Linked DNA regions of Homo sapiens: region 2 is linked to region 1. Evidence: read pairs that join two places in POLR2A ChIA-PET (ENCODE). Cell type or tissue: Panc1. All regions are shown on one strand. Each heading gives the region's core, and the rest is flanking DNA. Links, peaks and the distances in the headings are about the cores only.

Region 1 (5,530 bases), core at 220-5,219:
ATGAGGCATAGCAGAGAATCTAAAAATAAACTCACATATATGTGGTCAACTGCTTTTCAACAAAGATTCCAAGGTAATTCAATGGGGAAGAGGATAATATTTCCAACAATTATCCAACAATTTAAAAATTGTTTAAATATATCCAACAATTTAAAAATTGCATATCTATGTGTGTAAAAAGACCCTGAGCCATCACCTCATAACATATAAAATAATTCATTGAAATGTATCATGGACCTAAATTTGAGGGCTAGAAATAAAAATTTTCTGATGAAAATATAGAAGAAAATATTAGCAATCTTGGGATTGACAAAGATGTGCTTTAAGTAGGATACAGAGAGCACAAACTACAAAATACAAAAGTATTAATTGGACTTTCTGCACTTTAAAAAATTCTGTTAAGAAAATAAAAAGACAAGCCTCAGGCTGGGAGAAAATGTTTGTAAAACATAAATCTGACAAAGGACGTATCCAGGATACGTAAAGAACTCTTCCAACTCAACAATATGAAGATAAACTTTTTTCTAATAGGCAAAAGATATGAATAAATACTTTACCAAAAAAAGCACACAAATGGCAAATATGCACATGAAAAGATGCTCATTATCATTAGTTATTAGGGAAATCCAAACTAAAACCACATAAAGTTTCCACTATATACCCACAGGAATGACTGACATTTTTAAAAGATTGACAGTACTATGTGTTGACAAGGATAGGGAGTAACTGGAGCTCTCATCCATTGCTGATGGCAATCTAATACAGTATAGCCACTTTGGAATAGATTTGGAATTTCTTTTAAAGTTAAACATGTACTTACTATATGACTCAGCAATTCCCCCTTATACATTTATCCAAGAGAAATGAAAACATATAGCCATGTAAGATTTGTATTTAAATGTTCATACCATCTTTACTCATAATAGCTGGAAAGAACCAAGATGTCTATCAATTGGTAAATGCACAAATTATGGTATATGCATACAATGGAATAGTACTCAGTAATGAAAAAGCATAGACTACTGATAAACCCACCATTGTTGATGAATCTCAAAAGTATTATCCTTAGTGAAAGAAGCAGACCCAAAATACTGCACACAGTATGATTCCATTTATTTAAAGATCCTAGAAAAGCCAAAGCTGTAAGTTAGAAGGCAGATCAGTGGCTTCCAGGAACCAGTGGGGAGAGAAGGGGACAGATTACAAAGAAAATGGAAGAAAATGGTGGAGATGATGAAAATACCTATATTACGATTGCAGTGGTGGTTACATGACCCTCTCTGTATATTTGTTGAAACTCACCAAATTTCATACTCAATATTGGTTAATTTTATTACAAGTTAATGTACCACAATAAAGCAGACTTTTTAAAAAGATAGCTATAGTTTTTGCTTCTAAGTTAATATATAAATTGTAGATCTTAAACTCAAATATGCACGTGACTTTATATGTGATCATTCCTTCAAGTTCTCCCATACTGACCATAGCAATGTGTGCAATAGCCATAGCTCCAGCAATGCTAATATCTTCTTGTCTTTTCAGGTAAGAATCAGGAGAGCCTCTATTTTTGTGTCACTTTCTCAACAACTTGTGTATAAGGAAGTATTTTTATACTTATTTAACAGACAGAAGATGTGAAGCAGAGGACTTGTGACTTACCGAAGTTAAAATCACATTGATCCTTTGGAACAAACTTTATGACGATACACCCATTTTTATAGAAATCAAACCAAAGCACAACCAATTATCTGACATACCTGGGCAACTTTTGACCAATGCCTTTTCCAGATCATTATCTAAAGAATTAACCCAATATTCTTATTACTTTGTACCAGAATTTTATATATAAAAATTGTTCATTATATACATCTATGTATTGGTATATAATACCATCTCTATGAGAAAATGTCTTATAGATATTACACTCTATATATCTCTATATATCCATGTAGAAAACCTATATCTATATTTATCTATGTATCTATATTATAAAACAGTCTTGCGGTCCTAAGAACAATACTGGCACCTGAAATTGCTTCTTTGATTGGATAATAAATCCTGGGTGGCTTGATTTAAGTTGCCAGTTTCAATCAGAGTTTTCCTTTGTGAGACAGGCAGTCATGTAAACTGATCTAGTTCAGCTGATAGTAACAGTTCCAGAAATCCAACAGAGTGTTTTTTAATAAAAATGTATACAGGATTGGAATGTTGATAAGACATTTGCAAATGTATATAGAAATATGATAATTTATACTATTTTGTGATAAGATTCCTGGTTGGCATTAGTGATGCATCATATGATTGCATTAATTGCAAAGAAGAAACTCAAAATGGCATAATTGTGCCTGATGTTCAAGTAATAGAAATAGAATTTAAAGTGTTCTTAGAAAATGGAAAAATGTTACTGAGGTGAAAAGACTTTAAAAACATGAATTCAAAACCAAACCATTAGCACATGTAACCCTTTCAAGGTAATATAAATCCTGTAGTAGACCTTCTACCACCACCCATCAACCTGGACAAGGATAAAAGAAAGTGGGGAGATGAGCATCAGCCGCTGGTAGGTTATCTCTGAAAGCACTGAAGAGAGCCGTTGCATGTTGTAACATCCTCAGGTCATTAGGTCATAAGTAAATAGGCTGGCATCTCTGGTCCGAGAGGCAGCCTAGTGTAGTAGTTATGTGGGTCTTACTCTGAGCTGCAGCATAATGGAGTGGTCTGAGGCATGAACTCTGCAAGCCAAACTACCTGAATTCAAATCCAGGCTGTGCTGCTGACTAGCTGTTTGTCCTTGGACAAATCATCCTGCCTCTCTGTGCCTTAATTTCTTAATTTGTAAAATGCAGAAGACACTCATGTACCTTTCTTCAGCTGATTATAAGTACTGAATGAGTAAATATTTATAAAACTTTTGGGACAGTGTGGGCACATAGTCAATGATACATAGTTTTTTTAAGTTAATAATACTTAATTGATGATAAGAATGTATATGTGGTATTTTTTTAGGGCCAACATTAGCTACTCTAGAGACTCATCTACTGAGAGGCCTCCTTAGTTACAGAGACTGGAATGAATCCTTTTGAATTACAGTGCTTTCACTGGAGAGCTCTATCCTGGCCAGCCACACCATTGACTAGGGCAATTTACTCTTGCTCATGTTTATAGCTCTGACCACAGCTGATTAGACCAGAGACAAAATCCTGACTAAATCTGGACAAAAATATTCTCCCTCCAAGAAATTTCAAATGGGAGAACTGAAACATTGGCTATGCTAACTTTAGTGCTTTTTTAAACATATGCAATGCACTATTATTTATTATAGCCACCTTTCAGTGCAATAGATGATTAAAGCTATTCCTCCTGTCGAACTGAAATTTTGTGTCCTTTGACGAACATCTCCTCATTACTCCCTCCAACCCCAACTCCCAGCCTCTGTAAATCACCATTCTACTCCCTATTTCTATGGGGTCAACATTTTTAGATTCCACAAGTAAGTGAGATCACACAGTCTTTGCCTTTCTATGCCTGGCTTATTTCGCTTAGCGTAATGTCCTCCAGGTTCATTCATATTGCCGCAAATGCCAGGATTTCCTTCTTTTTCAAGAGTGAAAAATCTTCCATTGTTTATATACCACATTTTCCTTATCCATTCATCTGATGGTGGATGCTTAGGTTAATTCCATATCTTTGCTATTGCTAGTAACATTGCAATGAATATGATGGGAGTGCAGGTATCTCTTAACATACTGATGTCCGTTCTTTTGGATACATATCCTGAAGTGGGTTTGCTGGATCATATGGTAATTCTATTTTTAGTTTCTGAGGAACCTCCATACTCTTTTCCATAATAGCTGTACTAATTTACATTCCCACCAACAGTGCACAAGTGTTCCCTTTCCTCCACATCCTTGCCAATAAAAGTTATTGTCCATCTTTTTACTAAAATAGCCATTCTAACAGGTATGAAGTGATATCTCATTGCAGTTTTAATTTGTGTTTCCCTGATAATTAGTGAAGATGATGATTTTTCATATATCTGTTGACCATTTACATGTCTTTTTTTTTTAAGAAATGTCTATTTAAGTCTCTTGCCCATTTTTTAAATTGGGTTCTTTATTTTCTTGCAATTGAGTTATTTGAGTTTCTTATATATTTTGGATATTAGCCCCTTATCAGATATGTGGCTTGCAAATATTTTCTCCCAATCCATGAGTTGTCTCTTCATTCTATTGCTTCTTTTGCCATGCAGAAGCTTTTCAGTTTGATGACATACTTTTTGTTTATTTTTTGCTTTTGTTGCCTGTGCTTTGGGGGTCACATCCAAGAAATGTTTGCCCCCAGAACAATATTGTGGAGCATTCCCTTTACGTTTTCTTCTAGTAGTTTTACAGTTTCAAGTGTCACATTTAAGTCTTTAATTCATTTTGAGTTCATTTCTGTGTATCATGTGAGGTAAGGGTTCAATTTCATTCTTCTGCATGCATATCCAATGTTCCCAACATCATTTATTAAAGAGATTGTCCTTTCTCTATTGTGCGTTCTTGGCAGCCTTGTTGAAAATCAATTGACCATAAACATGTGGGTTTATTTCTGGGCTCTCTATCCTGTTTCATTGGTTTTTGTCTGTTTTTATGCCAGTGTTTTGCTGTTTTGGTTTCTATAGTTTTGTAATACATTTTGGAGTTAGGTAGTGTGATGCCTTCAGCTTTGCTCTTTTTACCAAAGATTTCTTTGCCTATTCAGGGACCTTTGTGGTTTTACACAAATTTTAGGATTGGTTTTCCTATTTCTGTGAAAATGATCGGCTAACTTTGGAGAGCTGAGGTGCAAGAGCATGTAATATCAGAGCTGGAGTGAGCACCATCGCAAGATGAAGTCACAGACGGGCCTCCATTATGGGGAAGAACAAACCAAGAGCCACACGCAGGAAGCCAATTCATGAGATTGTCCTGTGTCCTTATAAGAAACCCCCCTGTTAGTGTGTGCACCACCAGGCCAGATGCTAACTGTGAGGAAGGACTATAAAGAACTTGCATTTAGTGAGGTCCTCGAGAGTGGCAGGCAGTTCTAGGCACCTACATGCATCATCTCATTTAAGCTTCACAGTAATCCTGTTACATCAATCTTATTATTTCATGTTCACGGGTAAAGACACTAATATGGTTTGGCTCTGTGTCCCCACCCAAATCTCATGATGAACTGTAATGCCCAGTGTTAGAGGAGGGGCTTGGTGGGAGGTGATTGAGTCATGGGGGCGGACTTCCCCGTTGCTGTTCTCATAATAGAGTTCTCACAAGATCTGATTGTTTGAAAGTGTGTAGCTTCTACCCCTTTGCTCTCTCTCTCCTGCCACCATATGAAGACTGTGCCTGCCTCCCCTTCACCTTCTACCATGATTGTAAGTTTCCTAAGTACTCTTCAGAAGCAGAAGCCTGTACAGCCCACAGAACTGTGAGCCAATTAAACTTTTTTCTTTATAAGTTACCTAGGCTCAGATATGTCTTTACAGCAGTGTGTGAATAGAATAATA
Region 2 (5,530 bases), core at 223-5,222, 510 kb before region 1:
AAAGCAAGTATGGAGAGATTAAGGAACTTGGCCAAAGTTACATAACCAGTCAGTGGTGCCGACATCCAATTGTAAGCAGTTCATCTGCAGAGCTCATGTTCCTCACTAACTGCTAAGCCATAGTATCTCAGCACTGGGGCACTGGTGATGCTGGAAAGGTAGACAAGGCCTGAGAAATGTGTCATATACCAGTCACATTTCCTATTACTATGAATTTCATTTAGGTAAGGTTTTGTTGTTAGACAGTTCATGCACTATAAAATCTGAGACTAAAAATTCATTATAACCTAATTAGAAAATGCCAACTGAGAGTGGTATTTTTTAAAAAATTGTACCTAAAATTGTATCTTTAATTGTATGGACTTCTCTCTAAAAACTATTTTCCAATTTAATAGCCATTGTAGGGACAGTACATAAAAGAGTTTATATATTTTTATATTGAAAATACATATTATTGCTACTTTTCTCAAGAAAACTACTTTCTTCAACCACTTGTTTTATTTGTGTATTTGTTTTTAACCATGTACTGACTTATTCTGTTTCCTTGCATTTTCACTAACTTGGATTTGTTTTTGAGAACTACTTTGGGAGTAGGGAAGTGTGTGAGACTGTGTGTGTTTGTACATATCTCCTTTATTAGCTGAAATACAAATGGATGTTTTGTATAATGTTCTGGTTTAGTACTATATTAGTGCATAGCAATATAATGAACATTGTATACGTATATGTATATGTATATGTACATGTACATCCAGGTCGGGCAAAACTAATGACTACCATTTGTTGAGCATCTATTATATGCTGCACTTTGGGGTGTTTACATATGTTCTATCATTTCGTTTAATCCCCATAACAACCTTGGAAGGCAAATTTCTATCCATTTACTAATGAGAACCTAAGGCTCAGAGAAGTGAAGTAAGAAATCTAGTTAAATATTTTGGAAACTTCTTTTAGCTCAAATTCATGAGAGAAAGTATAAAACATTTTATGCATTTATAGCATGCTTTTCATGCAACAAAAGTAGACAAGGAGTTTTTTATGTTGTTTGTATCCTAGTGAAAATTACACAGAAACTTATACCTATCGGAGAGCAAACATAATTGCAATATTTTGTGTAAGCATGACTCAAGAATGTTTGGTTAGTTGCCTTATAGCCCTTGGTTTCCTCACCTGTCAGAGAGAGTAATGATTTTCTTATAGAATTATGAGAATTAAATAAAATATGTTACATATATTAAATGAAATTATCCTGTGGCAGAAATTATTCTGTGTCAGATCTGTTTGACTTGAAATATAATTTATTTATCATAATTCTAAGAGAAAAGCATATGTATGTGTATGAACATAGATAGATTGACAGTTAATTGGCTAGTTCCTGGCAGTTGTAATTACATAATAAACTCTCTTAACTAACTTGAGTCCTGCTTATATAAAACGTTGCAATTAGGCCAAGTGCAGTGGCTCACTCCTGTAATCTTAGTGCTTTGGGAGACCGAGGCAGGAGGATCATTTGAGGCCAGGATTTCGAGACCAGCCTAAGCAATATAGGTACATCCTACGTCTACAAAAAATAAAAACATTAGCCAGACACAGTGGCATGCGCCTATAGTCCCAGCTACTCAGGAGGCTGAGGCGGGAAGATCACTTGAGCCCAGGAATTCAAGACCAGCCTGAGCAATATAGTGGGACCCTGCCTCTACAGAAATTAAAAAGAAATTAGCCTCTTGTGATGGCCTGCACCTGTAGTCCCAGCTATGTGGGAGGCTGAGGTGGAAGGATTGCTTGAGCCCAGGAATTCGAGGCTGCAGTAAGCTTTGATTGTGCCAGTGTACTCCAGCCTGGGTGACAGAGTGACACCCTGTCTCAAAAAAAAATTGGCCGGGCACGGTGTCTCACATCTGTAATACCAGCATTTTGGGAGGCCGAGGTGGGCACATCACTTGAGACCAGGAATTCAAGACCAGCCTGGGCAACATGTTGAAAACTCGTCTCTACTAAAAATACAAAAAAAAAAAAAAAAAAAAATCCAAGCATGGTGGCACATGCCTGTAATCCCAGCTACTTGGGAGGCTGAAACATAAGAGAATCATTTGAACTCGGGAGGTGGAGGTTGCAGTGAGCGGAGATCGAACCCAAAAGGCAGAGATTGCAGTGAGCCAAGATCATGCCGCACCACTGCACTCCAGACTGGGCGACAGAACAAGACTTTGTCTCAAAAAAAAAAAAAAAAAAAAAATCCTTAGCAAACTAACACAGGGATAGAAAACTGAATACCAGAGGTTCTCACTTATAAGCGGGAGCTAAATGATGAGAACTTATGAACACAAAGAAGGAAACAGTAGACACTGGGGTCTACTTGAGGAAAGAGGGTGGGAAGAGAGAGAGGAGCAGAAAGGATAACTATTGGTTACTGAGCTTAATACCTGGGTGATAGGTACAAAAAAAGCCTGTGATGTGTTCATGTAACGAACCTTCACATGTAGCCCCAAACCCAAAATAAAAATTTTGTTAACTCTCATCATGTTTTAGGACTGGAAGAGAAAAATGGGTGATAATGCTTTTATTATTTAAAAGTGTTTTTTTTTCCTGAGTCTTATTTTGAAAAATTATACAGAATAGTTTGCATGGCATATTCCTTGCATCATAGAACTTGCTCTGCTTCAGGCCAAATTGAAATAGAGACAGAAAAGAAAGAGACCAAGAAAGAGGATATGGAGAATATCAGCCATTTGTTTCCTTTCCCGTATTCAAAGACAAACATCTCAGTTGCCTGGATCTCTTGAAATTAGTACTTGTAAAAGCTTTTAAGTGTTACTGGAATACATTGTTAAAGCCATATCTGGTTGAAATTTTCTGATTAAGCACAATTAAATAATTGTTTCAGCAATTACACAGTTCATGATTATGGTATGTGATGGGACATTATTTTTTTAAAATCTATTATTAAGTAAAATATGTATTGGTGGCCAAGTATAAGTTTTAGTACAACTTGCTATATCTTGGACATTTTGCATATATAGCTTAAAGACCAGTGGGGTAGACTGGGAAGTTTTGTCAGCTTCATAATTTTGGAAAACAGAAAAAAAGAAAAAACAATGCTGATTAAACATTCTTAGCCATAAGAAGATATGTGAGTGTGGCTTAGCTAATAATACCTACTTTCTTACTATGTATCACTTAATAGACTTTTTTTGCTATGAAATATTCAATAGTTACACATTTGCTATTTTATAGTTATTTCCCTGCCCTGTTAACATCAAGGGTTACTAATTGTTGCATTAGTAGTTCCTGACAAATAGAAATTATTTGATACTCTAAGCCATTTCTGATGGAAGATACAAAGTTTTGACAAACACGTGTGGCACAGCAAGTGTCCCATTCTAAAGAGCAAAATAAATGCAAACCACCATTATGGTGAACACAAACAGCCTGAAAGCAAGTTATCAGTAAGCAAATAATTGTTGAACTGTTATGAATGGAATAGGATGTTGAAATAGGGCATGATTGGCTGATGTTACATATGTCCTTGATTACCTTCCTTGTGCTTTTATCCTAATAAGTGACATTCTTTGTATTCCCTTGGATGGCTAGACAGTCTGACACTGAAGAAGAATAAATATTGCATGTGGTACACATTAAGCTGTCATCCAAGACAGCATTTATAAAAAGTAACTGGAGAAATTCATAAGAAATTCTGCACTGCTCCAGTTTCCTGGCTCCAGTCATAATTGTCAAAGTTCTTGACACATTCAGGTCTTCAGAAATGATTTAGGTTTACAGTGGTTTGGTGTATGAATAATTATTATGGATTTGAGTTCTCATATTGCCTTTGGATGTTAATGTTAGTTACCAAAATGTTATATTTTATGATAATTTTTATTTTAAGAAATGTCTCTATATTGATAATTGTGACATATCTTCTATCTTACAGACTTTCATCAAAGGTTTTTAGACAATTCATGTAATTGAAAGGAAGAACAGGAGTTTTTAAATGCTTACATTATCTTTAATCTGTTGGAAAATATTGCTTGCTTATGTTTAGTGCTAGCAAACGATTTTGAAAATAAGTATTTTTATTTTTCTTCCCTAGCAACATTGGAAAGCCTTCAAACAGTCTAAATGAATACCATTTTAAAACTATTTCCAAAAAAACCAAATCACTGATGTTTCATTTTAAAATATTATACGCTTTTATTCACATACTTTTGTTATTTTAACATAGTTCTTTGAGGCAAGGCAGTATTTTATTTGTTGCAGTCACTATTTTCTCTTAAAATTTCCTTTCAAAGGATGATAGGTAGAAATTTTGAAAAGAGATAATATTGTACTACAATAAGCATACCTAAATAAAGGGGTAAATTATGAAAGTAAATTTAGAGAGCATATTTTAAGCCCCTCTATCTTTCTTTAAAACACCTCCCTTTTTTATCCTATCTATATGGTGTATAATATCTGAAGGATGCCCTGTCCAAATTATTTTTATATTTTTGTAATCTGACACAATTATCCTAAACCATTTGAAATTAAGCAATTCATATTCTCATTCTATAATCTAATCGAGAATATAGTATATTCTATCAGCTGATGACTTCCAAAATGTGATTAAATATCAGAATGATTTAGGATCCAATACAAATATGAAAATAATGAAGTTCCAAATTCTCAGCCCCTGTTTTAGGGGAACGAGAGGTCAGTCAGGGTTTCTGTGACAACTGTATTTTATGTTGGTTTTAAAATTTATACTATTAATTTGGGGAAATGTTTTTAGGATACTGTCTTTGCTTTGAAATCTAAACCATTCATTTAGATTGAAGAAACTTTTCTCCAAGTATAACACTACTCGAATGTTACCTATAGCTTTTAACTCTCTAGGCCACTACAGAGCACAAAATATTTGCCCAACTGGTAAATTGAACTGTAAGTCCCACTGTGGGAAATTGCTTTGCTGTGCTCCAAACAGCAGTTATCTTAGTAATTGTACCTGAATTCTTTGTGGCTAATAGAGCGTGGACGTCCATTTTACAAACAGAAAATTATTTCTCTTAAATACTTTTAATTATAAAGTACCCAAGTAAAATGTGAGTCAGTAGACAAGAGTGAGACATTAAACCACATCATTTTTAATTGTTAATGCAGAAAAGTGAAATCCTTTTTTCCTTTTAGTGTAAAACTGTACATAATCGACATTTCACATTCTAAACTGGAGCTCCCAACAAGGAGCTTATCAGAGCAAATTGTCTAGTCCATCCCCTTCCTCACTCAAAACCTAATGACCCTTTATCATCATGGTTTAGATTGCTGGACACAGATGTGAGAAAATACAAGTAATCTACAGGTAACTACAGTAGCTGCACTGATGTTCTCAGAGAACTGACTGCTGGGAAGATAAAGAGCCTCCCACAGAGTCTGTGACTTTCCAGCAGCAAAGCACATCATGAGCTGATACATGAAGTTTTATTTGCTGAAGATTCACAATAAGATGCATTAGAACATTCAGCAGGGACTCTTTTTAGATGAGCACAGAAATTCT

The links. Peaks named below come from ENCODE experiments on the same cell type or tissue, not always from the same donor. Only the 100,000 strongest peaks of a DNase experiment are listed, where the experiment ranks them.
Region 2: POLR2A ChIA-PET joins it to region 1 with 8 read pairs; 2 of 35 experiments call an interaction of 5 or more read pairs at or near these places.

Annotation. Positions count from the first base shown.
Region 1 is chr2:173,594,033-173,599,562 of GRCh38, reverse strand. No RefSeq gene overlaps it. Among named protein-coding and RNA genes, the nearest start is that of CDCA7, 240 kb to the right of the region's middle. In Panc1, for the core only: no CTCF peak of the experiment used is centred there; no DNase peak of the experiment used is centred there; H3K27ac peaks cover 452 bases.
Region 2 is chr2:174,106,798-174,112,327 of GRCh38, reverse strand. All of the region lies in intron 7 of OLA1 (Obg like ATPase 1), which reads left to right. Among named protein-coding and RNA genes, the nearest start is that of LINC01960, 84 kb to the right of the region's middle. In Panc1, for the core only: no CTCF peak of the experiment used is centred there; no DNase peak of the experiment used is centred there.